Linked DNA regions of Mus musculus: region 2 is linked to region 1. Evidence: chromatin loops called from intact Hi-C (ENCODE). Cell type or tissue: heart. All regions are shown on one strand.

What was found. Hi-C counts contacts between places; a loop is a spot of excess contacts. Peaks named below come from ENCODE experiments on the same cell type or tissue, not always from the same donor. Only the 100,000 strongest peaks of a DNase experiment are listed, where the experiment ranks them.
Region 2: it touches region 1 in a loop (2.4-fold over the local background); 1 of 42 quality-filtered maps calls a loop at or near these places.

Annotation. Positions count from the first base shown.
Region 1 is chr11:100,710,636-100,718,635 of GRCm38, reverse strand. It overlaps Kat2a (K(lysine) acetyltransferase 2A), which reads left to right and starts at 6,169. Exons shown (of 18, transcript NM_001038010.2): 1 at 6,169-6,555; 2 at 6,700-6,823; 3 at 7,158-7,303; 4 at 7,407-7,496; 5 at 7,733-7,914; 6 at 8,000. The coding sequence starts at 6,232. It overlaps Hspb9 (heat shock protein, alpha-crystallin-related, B9), which reads right to left and starts at 4,707. Exons shown (of 1, transcript NM_029307.2): 1 at 4,061-4,707. The coding sequence starts at 4,693. The coding sequence ends at 4,187. Rab5c (RAB5C, member RAS oncogene family) reads left to right here. Exons shown (of 6, transcript NM_024456.5): 3 at 54-205; 4 at 672-794; 5 at 1,785-1,878; 6 at 2,474-3,633. The coding sequence ends at 2,589. In heart, a CTCF peak has its summit at 3,904 (motif pointing left); DNase peaks (open chromatin) are centred at 4,135, 4,195, 4,745, 6,185 and 3 weaker places; H3K4me3 peaks cover 2,986 bases; H3K27ac peaks cover 2,882 bases.
Region 2 is chr11:100,881,179-100,889,178 of GRCm38, reverse strand. Stat5a (signal transducer and activator of transcription 5A) reads right to left here. Exons shown (of 20, transcript NM_011488.3): 17 at 7,994-8,000; 18 at 7,390-7,441; 19 at 7,013-7,117; 20 at 4,010-5,345. The coding sequence ends at 5,183. It overlaps Stat3 (signal transducer and activator of transcription 3), which reads left to right. Exons shown (of 24, transcript NM_213659.3): 24 at 419-2,373. The coding sequence ends at 474. Among named protein-coding and RNA genes, the nearest start is that of Stat5a, 26 kb to the right of the region's middle. In heart, no CTCF peak of the experiment used is centred here; DNase peaks (open chromatin) are centred at 3,528 and 5,328; H3K4me3 peaks cover 527 bases; H3K27ac peaks cover 3,187 bases.

The DNA.
Region 1 (8,000 bases):
CAGGGTGGTTTCCAGTTCTTCCTTGCCTAATGACACCACCTTTTCTCTTGCAGCGGCTTTCCTCACACAGACTGTCTGCTTAGACGATACAACGGTCAAGTTTGAGATCTGGGACACAGCTGGCCAAGAGCGCTATCACAGCCTGGCCCCGATGTACTATCGGGGGGCCCAAGCAGCCATTGTGGTCTATGACATCACCAACACAGTAAAGACTTTCCTTCTTTTCTCTTTGTCCTTCATTTCTGTAAATCCCCAAGAACTGGGTTATAAAAACCTCATTTGGGGGGCTAGAGAGATGGCTCAGCAGTTAAGAGCACTGACTGCTCTTCCAGAGGTCCTGAGTTCAATTCTCAGCAACCACTTGGTGGCTCACAACCATCTGTAATGGGATCCGATGCCCTCTTCTGGAGTGTCTGAAGACAGAGACAATGTACTCACATAGATGAAATAAATCTTAAAAACAAACAAACAAACAACCTCATTTCAGACCACTCAGCCTTCTGTTCGGGGTGGTGTATGGGCGGATTTCCTGTTGACTGGAAAAAGAGCATAAGAATCTTTAGGGGTGATGTTTCAAATGCCTATGGCTATGCCAGTTTGCATTTGCAACTGAGTAACCCTGAGTAGACTATTTCCTTTGTCCCTTTGACATTGCCATCCTGTCTCCTCAGGATACATTTGCACGGGCTAAGAATTGGGTGAAGGAGTTACAGAGGCAGGCCAGCCCCAACATCGTCATTGCACTAGCGGGGAACAAAGCAGACCTGGCCAGCAAGAGAGCTGTGGAGTTTCAGGTAAAGTGACAGAACTTGGGGAAGGGTGCATTGGCTCTGTAAGGGAGGCCTCTCCAGGCTGCCTGGGCCCTGTAAGGTGACAGGCAGTGGCAGCTCTCATCTGCTGTCCTCTCAGGACTCAAGCACAGGCCATAAAGGAATTGTCTTTGTGTTGTGGGAGTGGGTGGATAGGTAATATTTCTGCACGTTTGCTTTGTAAGCCAAATGGACTGAAGCAGTACTTTTTTAGGCAATGCATGCATGTAAACTTCAAATACTCCAACAAGGCCTAGAGAATGAGTTTAGTGTCTTTAATCCTAGAAACTTAGCCTCTCTTATCCAGAATTCCCAGGTTTTGGTTTTCCCAAAAATGTACATATCTTTTACTTTACATCATGGATGGGAATATGCTGTGTACCACATGTACTATATGTTACAGTGTCCTATGTTTTTTGTAGGGGTGGGGAGCAGGAAGTATCTCATGTAGTATGTAGTAGCCCAGGCTGCTGGCCTTGAACTCCTGAACCTCTTGTTTTTCCTGGGGTTACAATCATGAGCCTCCACACCCCTCAGTTCATCTTTTTCCAGTCCTAACTCGATGGCCTCCTGGATTGCTTATAACCGCTGAGGACTAGAGACAGTGCTGCAGGTGGCATCCACATCTGCTCATGCTTTTGTCCAGATGTGCAGGCATAGTGCAGGAGATCTCTCTCCAGGAGGATCTTTCGCCTGGTGATTTTGAAGAACAAGTAGACAGAGAGGACCTAGGGAAGCTATTAAGAATCTGCCAATATTTGTGAACTGCGAGGTGTGGCGTGTGAGTGGAGAGCAGGTGATGCTGGTGTTTTGGGGAAACCCAGAACAGGGGAACCCTAAGCCTGAAACCCCTGCATTTGCCCAGTCAGTCTCTTGATTTATAAGGGCAGAGACCAAGGAAGATCTTATCCTGGGTCTTAGCCCTGCCATCTGCCATGTTCCCCTCCCACTCTCTTCCTCACATGCCTGAGTCAGGAAGCACAAGCCTATGCAGATGACAACAGCTTGCTCTTCATGGAGACGTCTGCCAAGACTGCAATGAACGTGAATGAAATTTTCATGGCAATAGGTAAGTTGTCTCTCCCTGTCCTTCCCCTGAGCAGAACAGGACCCTGTGTGCTAGTCTCTAGTGGGTCTGTGGGATATCTTCCCCAGCAGAATTTTTACCATTTAAACTTATAAAATTGAGCTGGAGAGATGGCTCAGTAGTTAAGAGCACCAGCTGCTCTTCCAGAGATCATGAGTTCAATTCCCAGCTCACAATCATTCGATCCGATTCTGGTGTGTCAGTGACAGTGTGCTCATATACCTAAAATTAAAAATTTTTTAAATAAAATTAACTGGTAAAATCGTCTGACTCCCAGATGCAAAACTTTCTAATGCCTGGACCAGTCTAAGTGTTATTCTCCCTGCCCATGTCAGAGCCTTCCATTGCCATGTCTTCCCCCATAGGACTTTAGCTCATTTGCCTCAGGAATCCTTCTGTCTATGAGTTCAAATCCTGGCAATGCCGGTTGTCACTCGGGTTTTGGGCAAGTTCTCTGCTTCAGTTTCTAGGGACACAGTATACCTGGCACACAAGCCCTCCAGTATTCTGGCTGTCACTGAGTAGGGGAGAGTGTTAGGGTGACCTCAAAACCTACTTCCCCTTCTCTCCCTAACAGCTAAGAAGCTTCCCAAGAATGAGCCCCAGAATGCGGCTGGGGCTCCGGGCCGAACCAGAGGTGTGGATCTGCAGGAGAGCAACCCAGCCAGCCGGAGCCAGTGCTGCAGCAACTGAGCCCCCTTACCTGCCACTGCCCCCACTCCTCCACCACAATGACCCGACTGGAATCTACTCTAACCAATCGCACTTAACAACTCGGGCCACCACTGGGGGCAGGGGAAGGGTCCATCAAGAATTCTCCGCATAACTTTGATCCTAGGCCGGAGGGAGTTATTCCACCTGCACCTTTCTGTACAAATACTAATTCAATTTTAAGTCTTAAGTCACTTTTTTAATATATATGATCTTCTGCTCTTCCCAGGTCCCTTTCTCCCGCTCCCCCACTTGCCCTTTGCTGGTAGTAGCCATGCTCCTGTGCTCCTCATCCGTGGGGACAGGGCTTGGAGCAGTCACCCTTTCTTCCCTTCTTGCTGGAGAGCGGACTCAGCAAGAGCACCCACATCTTAACTTGTTGGGAGCGTCTTAGGCTGGGGCAGTGGGCAGGCCCTGAGCTGGGGAAGGGACAGGCTGCTCTTCCCTCAGCTGGCTGTCAATCAGGCTGCAGCCTCCTCCCCAACTGACTCCCAGCTGGGAGAGAAACCGCAGCATTACTTAAGCATCATTATTGACAGCCGGACACCCATGGCCCAGGATCCCTCCACCCTTGGTCACTCTGACCTCTGGCTCTGAGCCCTGTTCTGACCAAATCACGATGATGAGTATTTGGGGGTGGGTGGGTAAGGGGGGGGAGTGGGAGGGATGGAACCAACTTTTTCTGTATTTTGTATTGTATGTTTTCTTCACCATGTAACCAATCAGTATCTTGTCAATATAGTCAGCCGATCGATCGACCTCACGCTTGTCTTCCTCGTCCTTCTCTGGCAGCTGATCAGGCCATACGTAGCCTCTCTGTTTTTCCTGAAGTTAATTTAAATGAATCATCCAATCTCATTAAATGGCTCTACTCCCTGTGTGTGAGAGGATGCTGGTGGTCATGGTAACCAAAAGAAAGAAGCCCTGCTGTTGGTAGTTCTGATGGTGGAAGAGGATAGGACTGACCTGGGGCTGACATCTGTCTCCCCCCAGCTTACATTAAAGGATATGCAACCTGTATTTGAAGATTGTTGGTGTCTGAAGTGACCTGTGAGGGTTTTTTGATAGGACCTAATTAGGACTCAGACCTTTTTTTTTTTTTTAAATATCTCCTCTCCCTGACGAGGAACACCGAGTACTGGTCGTAAGGCCGGTGCTACAGCCCATCACTACCACTGTCCTTCGTGACACCTCCATGCCAGGTTCAACACTGTCCATCCTGGTTCAGACCATCAGCTGATTCTGAATGGCAACAGCTAGGCTGTCCCAGCTCTCTGCTGCTCCCTGCTGGAGCTATTGCTATTGGCTAAATCCATACACACCCCTAGTTTATCTCAGGGCCAGAAACTTGATTATTGATGTACTTACTACCACCTTGAGTTCCCTCCCCTGGTCACCCTACTCCCTACAGCTCCAACCCTTCACCCTCAGGAAAAAAGCAGGAGGACTTAAGGCTGCTGCACACCTCGGTTTAATACATTAGGGTAGGTTGTAGTGCCTAGGGCCTCCCCTCCTGAGTCTCAGGGCCGAGTCTGTTTGGGCTTCAACTCTTCTCCCGCAGGAAGAACGCTAAGAGACTCTAAGGATTCTTCACACTTTCGTTTTGTAAGGAGCTCTTAGGCCCTCCCCTCCTGGGTTTCTGGGACTGGCCTGTTTGAGCTTCAGGGGGAGGTAGGCACTTGTTTTGTCCCCTGAGCCACAGATGGCCAGAGGGGGTCAGGCTGCAGGTCATGGCTGCAGGATCTAAGGTCGGCGGGAGCTGCATTTGTCGGTGAACACTCTGCTCCATGCGGTAGCGGCCCCTGCTCGGGTCATTCGACTCGTGTTGCCGCTGGCCGGTCACCGTCAGATTCTGGCCGTCTATCCGCACCACCAAGTCCTCCGGAGCGAAACCTTGGGCATCCACCTTTATTTGGAAACTTGGTTGCTCACAGCCATTGCCCTGCACCTCATCCCTGAGCAGCCTCACTGGTAGAGTGGCCACTTGATTCCGTTCAGCAAGGGCCACGCTGGGACATCGGGAAGCTACCCGGTTTTCCCCGGGTTCGCGCTGCCCGGTGGAGAAACTGCTTCCTACCCGCTGCATCCGAGAGTGCAACTGCTGCCTGAGGGCGCGAGGGCTCCCCAACCCCCCATCCGGGGCGGGTGCGAAGAGGAAGGGCCCGCCCACTCTTCCCATCCAGAAGGGCAAAAACACTCAAGTCGCTGTCTTATCTTCCTTGCAAGCGCTGCAGCTTTTGTCCAGAACCGGCTTCTGCTTCTCCCTGGGCCCTTCTCTCACATCAGAGGGCAGGAAGGAGGCTATGAAGGAACTGGATCACCTGAATGTGCGGGGTTACAGCTCCATCCTGGGAGCTGATGGGATTGAGCAACGGGGTTGAAAAGGTCTGGCTTGCTCTGCCCTGCCCTGCCCTGCCGGCCCTGCCCTACCCTGCCCTTTTAAGAATCGGGCCTGGGGCAAGGAAAATTGTTCTCTGGACTGAGCCAAAAGAGGGGGCCTTTCTGATCTTCCAGGAAGAACTATCCCTGACCTTTCACAGTCTACCTCTACAATGGGAAGAAACTGTCTATTTCTCTGGCTTTCCTCCACCCCCACCCCCCCATTAAGGAGTGGGCAGGGAAAAAGATGGAGGTAGGATGGAAGGGTATGAGGTCAGGAATCCTCTCCATCTTCAAAGCTGCCTAGGCGAGCCAGAAGAGGGGACCACCCCCTACCCTCCGCATCTTCAGTGTTGGTCTCTCTGGTTCTTTAGTTCTCAGCACACACAAACACACTCCCCCCCCCCTTTCCTGCCCACTCCCAACACACACACACACACACACACACGAATGCCCGTGCATGAACACACACATTCAACAGCAGCATGGCCCACAACTATGTCTCTTTGTTCTTTTGAAAATAAAACCGTTTCTGTTTAACAGCAACCCAAGTATAGAAAAAGCTGATTGTCACTGGGCAGTGATGGCGCATGCCTTTAATCCCAGCACTTGGGAAGCAGAGCCAGGCGGATTTCTGAGTTCGAGGTCAGCCTGGTCTACAGAATGAGTTCCAGGACAGCCAGGGCTTCACAGAGAAACCCTGTCTCAAAAAACAAAATAAAACAAAACAAAACAAAACCCAAAAACTGATTGTCAAAGTTAATTCATAAGTGTGAACACCACAGTACAAATAGTAGAATTAATGTTACATTTTATCTCTATTGTAGCTGCAAGCCTTAGCCGGCAGCCACAATAGGGCAGGCTTTTGCAATGTGGGAGCCAACCTCAGGCCCAGGCCTGTTCTTCCACCTATGGACTTTAAAAGGGCAGCATCCACAAATCCTCCAGACGGCCAGTGTTCTGGGGTGCCTCTTGTTCCCAAGAGGATAGTAATTGTCACTATCTCGGATGGCTTAAAAAAGATTAGAATGAAGTAATGGTCAAATCTAGGATGCTCAACCAAGCGACATTTGGTTGTCTGGAACCAAGAAAAAAAAAAGTATGGAAGGCCAAAGGATGGGAAGCGGCAAAGGAAGACTACGACTCCCATCGTGCGCCGGGGCCGTGACGCCTGCGCACTGTGCGCCGGTTGCCCATGCGGCCCTAGGGCTGGGAGCGCGGCGCCGCTCCGCTGCGGGGGAGGCCATGGCGGAACCTTCCCAGGCCCCAAACCCGGTCCCGGCAGCGCAGCCCCGGCCCCTTCACTCCCCAGCCCCTGCCCCAACTTCGACTCCTGCGCCCAGTCCGGCTTCAGCCTCCACTCCGGCTCCGACTCCGGCACCAGCCCCTGCCCCAGCTGCAGCCCCAGCTGGGAGCACAGGGAGTGGGGGCGCCGGGGTAGGAAGTGGGGGGGATCCGGCTCGACCTGGCCTGAGCCAGCAGCAGCGCGCTAGCCAGAGGAAGGCGCAAGTCCGGGGTCTGCCGCGTGCCAAGAAGCTTGAGAAACTAGGGGTCTTCTCAGCTTGCAAGGTGGGGGCGGGGCCTAGAGCAAAAGGGGCGGGGCTTGGGGCATCCAAGGTCTGGGGTAGGAATGGGGGGCGAAGCTCTAGCCATAGAGCCGCTCTTGCGCTTGGGATGCAGACAGCATCAGGGAACTGAACCTTCCCCCTCCAGGCCAATGAAACCTGCAAGTGTAATGGCTGGAAAAACCCCAAGCCCCCCACCGCACCCCGCATGGACCTCCAGCAGCCAGCTGCCAACCTGAGCGAGTTGTGCCGTAGCTGTGAGCACCCTTTGGGTAAGGCAGGCACCACCTTTGGAGCTGGGGCGGAGGGCAGGAGCCAGGTCCTGTTTGAACAGGGTGACATAAGTACCACAGAGCTTCTTGGAGACCTTCTAAGGAAATATTGGGTAGGGAATAAATGTGAATGTCCCATGGAAGGAAAAAAGGAGATCTGCCTTGGTAGCAGGTAGCTACCAAGGGCTGATGGGAGAACTGAGAACACTGGGTCTCCCTGTCTGTCAAGAATTGGAGAATCAAGGGTGTGTCACTGGCTAGTTAGAGGAGGTACAGGAATCAAGCCCCGTGGAGCTCTTCTGTTCTTCCCAGCCCTAATGTAACCATCTTGCAGCGGACCATGTGTCCCACCTGGAGAATGTGTCAGAGGACGAGATTAACCGGCTCTTGGGAATGGTAGTAGATGTAGAAAATCTGTTCATGTCTGTTCACAAGGAAGAGGACACAGACACCAAACAAGTCTATTTCTACCTCTTCAAGGTGAGTTCTCATGGAGTAAAGATGGTGAAGCTTTGGTGTGTGTTGGGGATCCTGCTCTCTGAGCTCTGCTACTCCTGTTTCTGCCCATCCCTCTTCCTTACAGCTCTTGCGGAAGTGCATTCTGCAGATGACACGGCCAGTGGTGGAGGGGTCTCTAGGCAGCCCCCCATTTGAGAAGCCTAACATTGAACAGGTAGGGCGGGCATGTAGCAAGATTAAAGGCGACTTAAGAGGGTGGAGAGTCTGGTTTATTTCCTCAAGCTGAGAACAGGGGAGAGGTTCAAGGAAGGGACATGGTGTTTGCTGACCTCAGAGTGGGTGTGGAAGTTGGAAGGGTCAGAGGTTCTCTTCACAGAATCCCTCCTATTTGACATGCCTCTGTTGGCTGTCCACACCTCCTCCTGATTTTGTCCCCTCCTTACTCCTCAGGGTGTACTGAACTTTGTGCAGTACAAATTTAGCCACCTGGCCCCCCGAGAGCGCCAGACAATGTTTGAGCTCTCAAAGATGTTCCTGCTCTGCCTTAACTACTGGAAGCTGGAGACCCCTGCTCAATTCCGGCAGCGGTCCCAGTCTGAGGATGTCGCTACCTACAAAGTCAATTATACCAGGTAAGCCCAGACAGGGCCTTACAGGGGAGGCTTGAACAGCCAGTCTGGCGGTCTCCACCCTCACCTGCCGCTCCACCTCCCCCAGA
Region 2 (8,000 bases), 170 kb before region 1:
GTAAAAGCAGTAAGAGACTTTGACAGCTTGGGTAAGCAGCAGCGGCACTTCAGCATCTGAGAAATCATGGAGCTGTCCTCCCCTGTCCCGCCTCCTCTACTGAGTCTTTGAAATGGAGTGGCTTTGATGCCTTTGATTTAGGCTAGTCTCAGGTGGCAGTGTGTGGCTAAGGCTACCACACCCAGGGCAGCCTCAGACCCCTGAAAGAGAGAGTGAGGGCTGAGGTGGAGACTGTGCTCTTCTGGGAGGGCAAGGCCCTCCTGTGAGGGGCAGGAAGTCTGGCTTTTCTGACCTTGTCCATGTCTGAAGGAACAGGAGACTGGTGGTTCCTGAGCCCTGTCCTCGTACAGAGGGATGAGGGTTTGTGAGTCGGCTTTAGTCAGGTGGCTGAACTGACACTCTCTGTGTGTCTCTGCAGAGTCGCTCACGTTTGACATGGATCTGACCTCGGAGTGTGCTACCTCCCCCATGTGAGGAGCTGAAACCAGAAGCTGCAGAGACGTGACTTGAGACACCTGCCCCGTGCTCCACCCCTAAGCAGCCGAACCCCATATCGTCTGAAACTCCTAACTTTGTGGTTCCAGATTTTTTTTTTTAATTTCCTACTTCTGCTATCTTTGGGCAATCTGGGCACTTTTTAAAATAGAGAAATGAGTGAGTGTGGGTGATAAACTGTTATGTAAAGAGGAGAGCACCTCTGAGTCTGGGGATGGGGCTGAGAGCAGAAGGGAGCAAGGGGAACACCTCCTGTCCTGCCCGCCTGCCCTCCTTTTTCAGCAGCTCGGGGTTGGTTGTTAGACAAGTGCCTCCTGGTGCCCATGGCATCCTGTTGCCCCACTCTGTGAGCTGATACCCCAGGCTGGGAACTCCTGGCTCTGCACTTTCAACCTTGCTAATATCCACATAGAAGCTAGGACTAAGCCCAGAGGTTCCTCTTTAAATTAAAAAAAAAAAAAATAAGAATTAAAGGGCAAAACACACTGACACAGCATAGCCTTTCCATATCAAGGAATACTCAGTTAACAGCCTCTCCAGCGCTGTCTTCAGGCTGATCATCTATATAAACCCTGGAATGGTTGCAGATCAAATCTGTAAAAGAGATCCGAGAGCTGTGGCTTGGCCTCTGGTTCAAACACAAAGGCTAGAGAGAACCTAGATATCCCTGGGTTTTGTTTACCCAGTATGCTTGTCGGTTGGAGGTGTGAGGTAGGCCAAGGGCACTGGAAAGCCTTTGTCATCACCCTACTCCCTCCCCAACCCAGACTCCAGACCCTGTTTCAGGGTCAGCCTGCCCTGTGGGTGCCTTACTGGGCCTAGGGTCAACCTGCCTTCCTTTCCCACTTGACCTTGCTGGTAGTATGTCCCCTTCCCATGTCCAAAGGCCCTCTGTCCTGCTTCTATTGGGAATCCCTGCCTCAGGACCTTGTGTCGAGAGGGATTGCCTTACAGGTTTGAACCTGCCTCAGACTACAGGCCCTCAGCAAAGCTCAGGGAGTATGGTCCTTATTCTATGCGCTTGGTTCCCAGGGATATCTGTAACCACAGGGCAAAAGCTGACATATACTCCAGGTCTGCCCTCATATGAGTGGTGTATTCTTGGCCTCCCCTGAGACTGGCAACTGTCTGCTCCCCATTGGGTCTCCCAGGTGAGGTGGAACACAGTTCCTGCACCTACTGTGGCCTCCATGTCGCTTGCTTGCTTCGCTCACTCAGCTTACTGGAACACTGAGTGTTCAAGGCAAGCCTTTCCTGACAGAGGCATGGCTAGATTCAGTGACTCAAAGCCACCTCATTCAGCTGATCAGTGTCTGTGGAATTGTTTCCTTCCAGTTAACCAGTGTCTGAATTAAGGGCAGTGAGGACATTGTCTCCAAGACGAACTGCTTGCCTTGACCACCCCAGCCTTCTGCTTCGAGACAGTTACTGCTCTCCCACCCCATCAATGTTCTTTAGTTATACAATAAGCTGAACTTATAAACTGAAAGGGTATTTAGGAAGGCAAGGCTTGGGCATTTTTATGGCTTTCAATCCTGGGGACCCAGGAACAAGGTGAGGGCTTCTCTGGGGCTGGTGTTGTACCTCAGGGGCTCTGGGAAGTCTGTGTGCCTGGGTTAACCACCCATAGTGAGCCCCTGGAACTGCCCACTTTCCCTCTCCTTGGCCCCACTTGGCCCCAGCCTCACCCAGCCTGCAGACTGCTTAGCCTTTCAGTGCAGTGGCTTGTGTTCTGGCCACTGCACTCAGATTCCAATGTAAACTTTCTAGTGTAAAAATTTATATTATTGTGGGTTGTTTTTTGTTGTTGTTTGTTTTTGTATATTGCTGTAACTACTTTAACTTCCAGAAATAAAGATTATATAGGAACTGTCTGGCAGTGGGGGCTGGCTGGCTGGCGGGACCACCTTTGCCTAGGTTGTGCTTGGAAGAGGCAGAGCCGGGCTAGGAGCACATGATAAGAGGGGATAGAGCAGCCCAGCTCGGTTGAAGTTCTGTTTGCTTCTCATTCCCAGGGTGATGCAGGCCCCCCACCTTACATCAGCTACCGTCCTCCAGAAGAGGTGACCCAGGAGCCAGAGGTCATAGTCCAGTGGCAGGACAGTGTCAGAGTGGCCTCCTCCCTCTGCCCTCCCAAAGCTGCTGTGTTTGTTCTGGAGTCAGATAAGCTCCCTAATGGAGGGCGGGAGGGCTGGGGTGTAGACCAAGGCCTCTCCTTCCACAGTTGGCCCATTATCACCTTCTTTACAGTGGGGACAACTTGCAGCCACTTCCCTGGCTGGTGGCTACAGGGCCCCTGGGCAGTCAGCAACGATAATTGAGGAAAAGGCCACAGACAAGGCGCCTGCTCACAGCACCCCCCACCTACTCCTCTCCCTGCTCAGTACCTTGGAGCCCAGCCCTGCACTGGGTGCCTCGGTGAGAGATACCAGTGCCGCCTCTGCAGAGATGGAAGCAGGGATCAGTGTTCTTAGCACGACTGAGGCAGGGCCAGACCCTGCTTCCAATCCCCAGCCACCCTGCCTGGGACAGGCTGTGAACTGAGCTCCTTCCCCCAAACATGATTGGAACTCTGAGGTAACCTGTCTTACAGTTCCTCATGCCCCAACCCTCAATCCTCAGTAGTGTGCCCCCCCCCTTTTTAAAAAGATGTATATGAGTACACTGGAGCTGTACAGATGGTTGTGAGCCTTCATGTGGTTGTTGGGAGTTGAATTTGAGGACCTCGGCTGGCTCCAGCCCAAAGAATTATTACTATACACAAGTACACTGTAGCTGTCCTCAGATGCGCCAGAAGAAGGTGTCAGATCTTGTTACAGGTGGTTGTGAGCCACCATGTGGTTGCTGAGATTTGAACTCATGACCTTGGAAGAGCAGTCAGTGCTCTTACCTGCTCACTCCAGCCCAGGAGTGTGCTCTTTAAGTCCAAGGCTCCAACCCTGAGTCCTGGACTAATTGTACCTGGGTGCCAGAGGTCCAGCTAGGGCAAGGCAGGCCTCTCTGTCCTGACTAGTTTCCTTTGCTTTCTCAGTCTATGGCAGCAGTTGGCTGATGTCACCTGCTAGGCTCTGGGAAGAGGCCAGGGGATGAAGGGCTGTTGTCCAGGCTCTCTAATGCCCTTGGCCACAGGAAGGTTGACAGGCACTCTGGCCCTGGCCCCTGTGATTGCTTAGGGGGCTGCTGGGGAGGGGTAGCCTGGACTATAGCTTTGCTTTCATTCTTGCACCTTCTTTCCCCAAGCCCTTAAACCCCTGCTTTCCTGGGCATGTAGCCCCTAACACACACACATTTTCCTGGGCATGTAGCCCCTAACAAATACACACATACACCACACACACACACACACAGAGAGAGAGAGAGTGTTTAGCTTTCTGACACTGCTTTAGGGCAGCAGCACCCTTAAGATCACAGCAGAGGGAGCAGAGATAACTCCAAGCTAAAATTGGGAACAAAACTTCAACTTTAGTGAAAAGCCCATCCATCACACAGCCCAGTAAACCAGGAAGCAGACTGGTAGATTTGCAAAAACCAAACCAACAAAAACTTTATTCAAAAACACTGTTTACATAAATGTTGAGTTCTATGTACAAAATATAAAAAGCATCCCTCTGCTTCCTTCAGAGAGGTTGGAAGCCAGGACTCCTAGTCGGCTCCTCCTGGCTGCTCTGTCACAGCCTCCAGGGAAGAGCTGCTGAAGCGATTTCTGAGACCACAACCCATGGTGGGACAGTGCAGGGCCCGTTCTAGGTCTTGCCGCCCAGCAGAGTGGAGCAGACTGAGCGCTCCCCACCCCCTTCCTTCAGACAGTGTGTACAGGTTTTGTGTGCTACAGGTTTTTCGCCCCAGGTTTCCTCCTCCCAGACCCCCAGTATTCCCCTCCTTTCTGATATAATAAGCAAGGTTGCAAACAGGAAAGGAAGAAAGGATGAGGCCACGTGTGGTCATGCATGCCTGTAATCCTAGCACTCTAGAAACAGGTAGGAGGATCATTCATGGATAGTCTGGGATATATGGAGAGACCTTGTCTCAAAAAAGCAAAGCAAAAACATAAAAAAAAAAAAAAAAGCAAGAAGGATGAATCCATCTGGAAGGGTGAGGATATCGAATGGAGAAAAGGGATGGTGGGAACGTGGACAAGGCCGTTAGACTTGAATCTCACGTCCATCCACCCTGGCGCAAGAACTGACACTCGGCTGTGGCAGCCCTCTGCTGTGTTGAAGGGAACAGCTTAAGCACACCGAGCAATCACAAAGTCTGCAGCCCGTATGTATACACAAAGGTATAAAGGGTCACTAAGATGAACCCCAATCTTCCACCTGTGCGAGGACAGGAGCACACCGGTCTGGGCGAAGCTTCTAGCTTAGGAGTAAAACTCCAACTTAGTTGCCTAAACCTGCCTCCCTGCCTTTTCTAGAATTTCACTGAAATGGCCATTGGACAGAAAAAGGACACCGGAGAAATAGGTTTGTCAGCAATGATAGGTTCAGCTCTTACACGAGAGGCCCTGGGGGCCCTTGAGGTCTGAACAAAAAGGTCACCACCGCTTTAGCCACAAACCCAGAACTGTGTGGGCAAGGTAGCCCTGTGAAACGTGCAAAGCCATTGTTGGTATGAACAGAGATACTACAACTGACGTGGGCTCCTCACACTGAAGGTGGTTTTCCAAGAGAAGCATGGAGTCCAGCGTTCAGGACAGGGAGCTTCTAGCGGAGGTGAAGAGACCAGCAGGTGGGGAGAGGCGGGCGTCGAGACTGTCCATGGGCCGGCGTAAAAGTTCTTCCACGTGCCTGGCAACATCCATGCTCTCATCCAGGTCAAACTCGCCATCTTGGTCAAGGACAGGGTCAGGGCTGGCAAAGAGAGGGATGTTGGAGAAACTGGCAGGTCTCATGGCTCCAAACCCCCATAGAGCGTCCTCAGGCTGCTGCTCACAAAGACTGGAGTCTCCTGAGGACAGGACCCATGGCAGCCTGGCCTGGAACTCCCACCAGGCTGGATTGGGGAAGATAATCTACTTCCATTCCACTCTTGCTTCATACCATGATCTCAGGGCGTTTTCCCCTTGCCTGTACTTATAAGACAAGGTGACTGGCCACTCACCTATGTATGACATTCTTCACTTACATATGCTACCACATCCTTCATGACCCCCCCCCCCCGTAGTGGCTTTCAGCCACTGACCACTAATCCTCCAAACCATCTTAAAGTGAGAATTAGGAACTGGGAAACTTGTTTGGAGCCACCTGCAGCTAGAATCAGACTCTAGATCTTGGCTGGGTGTGGTAGTGCAGGCTTTTAATCCCAGCTTTCACTTGTAAGGCAAAGACAGGTGAATTCCAGGCCAGTAGGACTACATAGAGCCTAAGAATCAGAGCCTAGGGCTTGAATGATAATACCATCATGAAGCTCACCCCTCCATACAATACACATCGCTAGTAAGAACTTCCAAAGGAGGCTGGGCAGTGCCTGAGCCAAGGGACTGCTTCACACGCAAGAGGACCTGAGGTAAGATCTGCAGTGCCTACACAAATATCGGTGTGGCAGTGTGTCTGTAACCCCAGCACAGGGGGGTGGGGAAGACAGACACAGGGGGATCTTTGGAACCCATTGGCCAGCCAGCCTAGGCAAATGGGTTTCAGGTTCAGTGAGAGACAGATCAGAAAATAAGGTGGAAAGTGATTGAGAAATATGTCTGGCATTGACCCCTGGTCTCCGCACGTGTGCACACTTGCACAGAGCTACATGGACACGTAGATCTATACCATATACATAAATGATAATATAGAGGCTGGAGATACGGCTCAATGATGCTTGCCAACAAATCAATCCTGGTGACTTGAGTTCAGTCCTGGAATAGTGGGAGCACAGAACTGATTCATGCAAGCTCTCGTGCTCTCTCTCTCTCTTCTCTCTCTCTCTCTCTCTCTCTCTCTCTCTCTCTCTCTCTCTCTCTCTCACACACACACACACACACACACACACAACTTAAAACTTTTAAAAGAGAATGTAAGTCTTTGTGATTGCCACGTGCTGTCCAACTGCAGTGTGCTACCTCCCTAAACCCAGGTATCCAGCCTTGGCCACTATCGCTTAGAAAGGACCAACTCTCCCACTCCTTCCTTGTATCCATGCCAACAGAAGCAGCAGCAGCGTCTTACACCCTTCTGACAACCCTACATGTAAAGGTTCCACATCACCATTCCATTTGAGCCTGATCCCAATTCCCCACCCCCACCCCAGGGGAGGTGGGGAGGAACACCTGTTGCCTCTACATGCACCTGAGAAAAATTTCTCAGGATCATATAAACTGTACCAGAAAGAGGACAGGACCCTTGTTGTCTAGTTCCAAAATGCTCTGAGCGACTGACTTCACCTTCCTATAACTTGGGCAGAGCTACAGCCCAGGCCTGGATAAAGTCAAATTCAGGGGACCTCTGGATGCTTTTGTACCTCAAGAATCTAGCCTGAGGCCCAGCCCCAGTTTCTCCCCATGGACCCCTGTAAAACCATGACCTACTTGGGTGGGTACATGTTGTAGTGAGGTTGAGGGCACACGACTGGGGAAGGAGCCTGGTCCATGTAGGTGGCGCTGGCTCCGGCATCTGTGGATGCATTGACGAACCTGCAAAAAAGAAGCAGACCTCGGCCTCAGGGTCCAGAGAGACCAGTGGTACAGATGGCGGGTGGGGGTGGGGGCTTCTAGCATCTTCATGTCATTTGATCAAAGTGTCCCCATTGGGCTCTGGGACTCAAGCTGCAGGCACGAGGTCCTGGGTGCTATCCCAGGACAGTTGAATCTTTCCTTCTCAAGGGCTTAAGCCACATTTCCCAGTATTGGAGGTAGAAGAGGACAGAGAGGTATCGGGAGCCCCAGAGCTGGCTCTGGACACTTACTCAGGGACCACTTGCTTGATCTGTGGCTTCACGTATCCGTCAACTGCTTTCGCTGCCGGGCAGGGGTGGGGGTAGGGGGGAAGCGCAATGAGCACAACTTGCCCTCAGCCTCCTGCCCACGCTGCCTGGAGCTTTCTGAGGGATGCGATTTCCCTAGGACTTCCGATAAACCCCTGCTAATGGACCCAGCGTGAGGGACCACTGAGATCCCTGGCTTCCTTCAACCCTATCCTCTCTCCTGGTTTCTTTCCTGACCATTTGCATGCCTGCCAAGGAAACGGCTTCAACAAAATACAAACCCCACCAATGGACCAGGAAGATAATTTAACTTGGGGCGGGTTGTGGGGGTCGCGAAAGTGCTGAGAGCTGCTGGTTAGAGGGGCAGAAAAGTAACTCTTCATGGGCGTGGCCCCAGCTCCTCCCTTGGCTCTCGCCTCTTCCTTGGTGGGTGTAGAATTGAGAGAAGCTTTCTGCTCAGGAGAGAAGCAAGCTGGGGCAGGTTTCCCTTTCTCTCTCCTCAGGTGTACCCTGAAATCCTCCATGCTGAGACCCAAAGCCCATAAAGGAGATGGCCCCGGCCAGCCCTCCTGGAAGCGGGACTCACCAAGTAC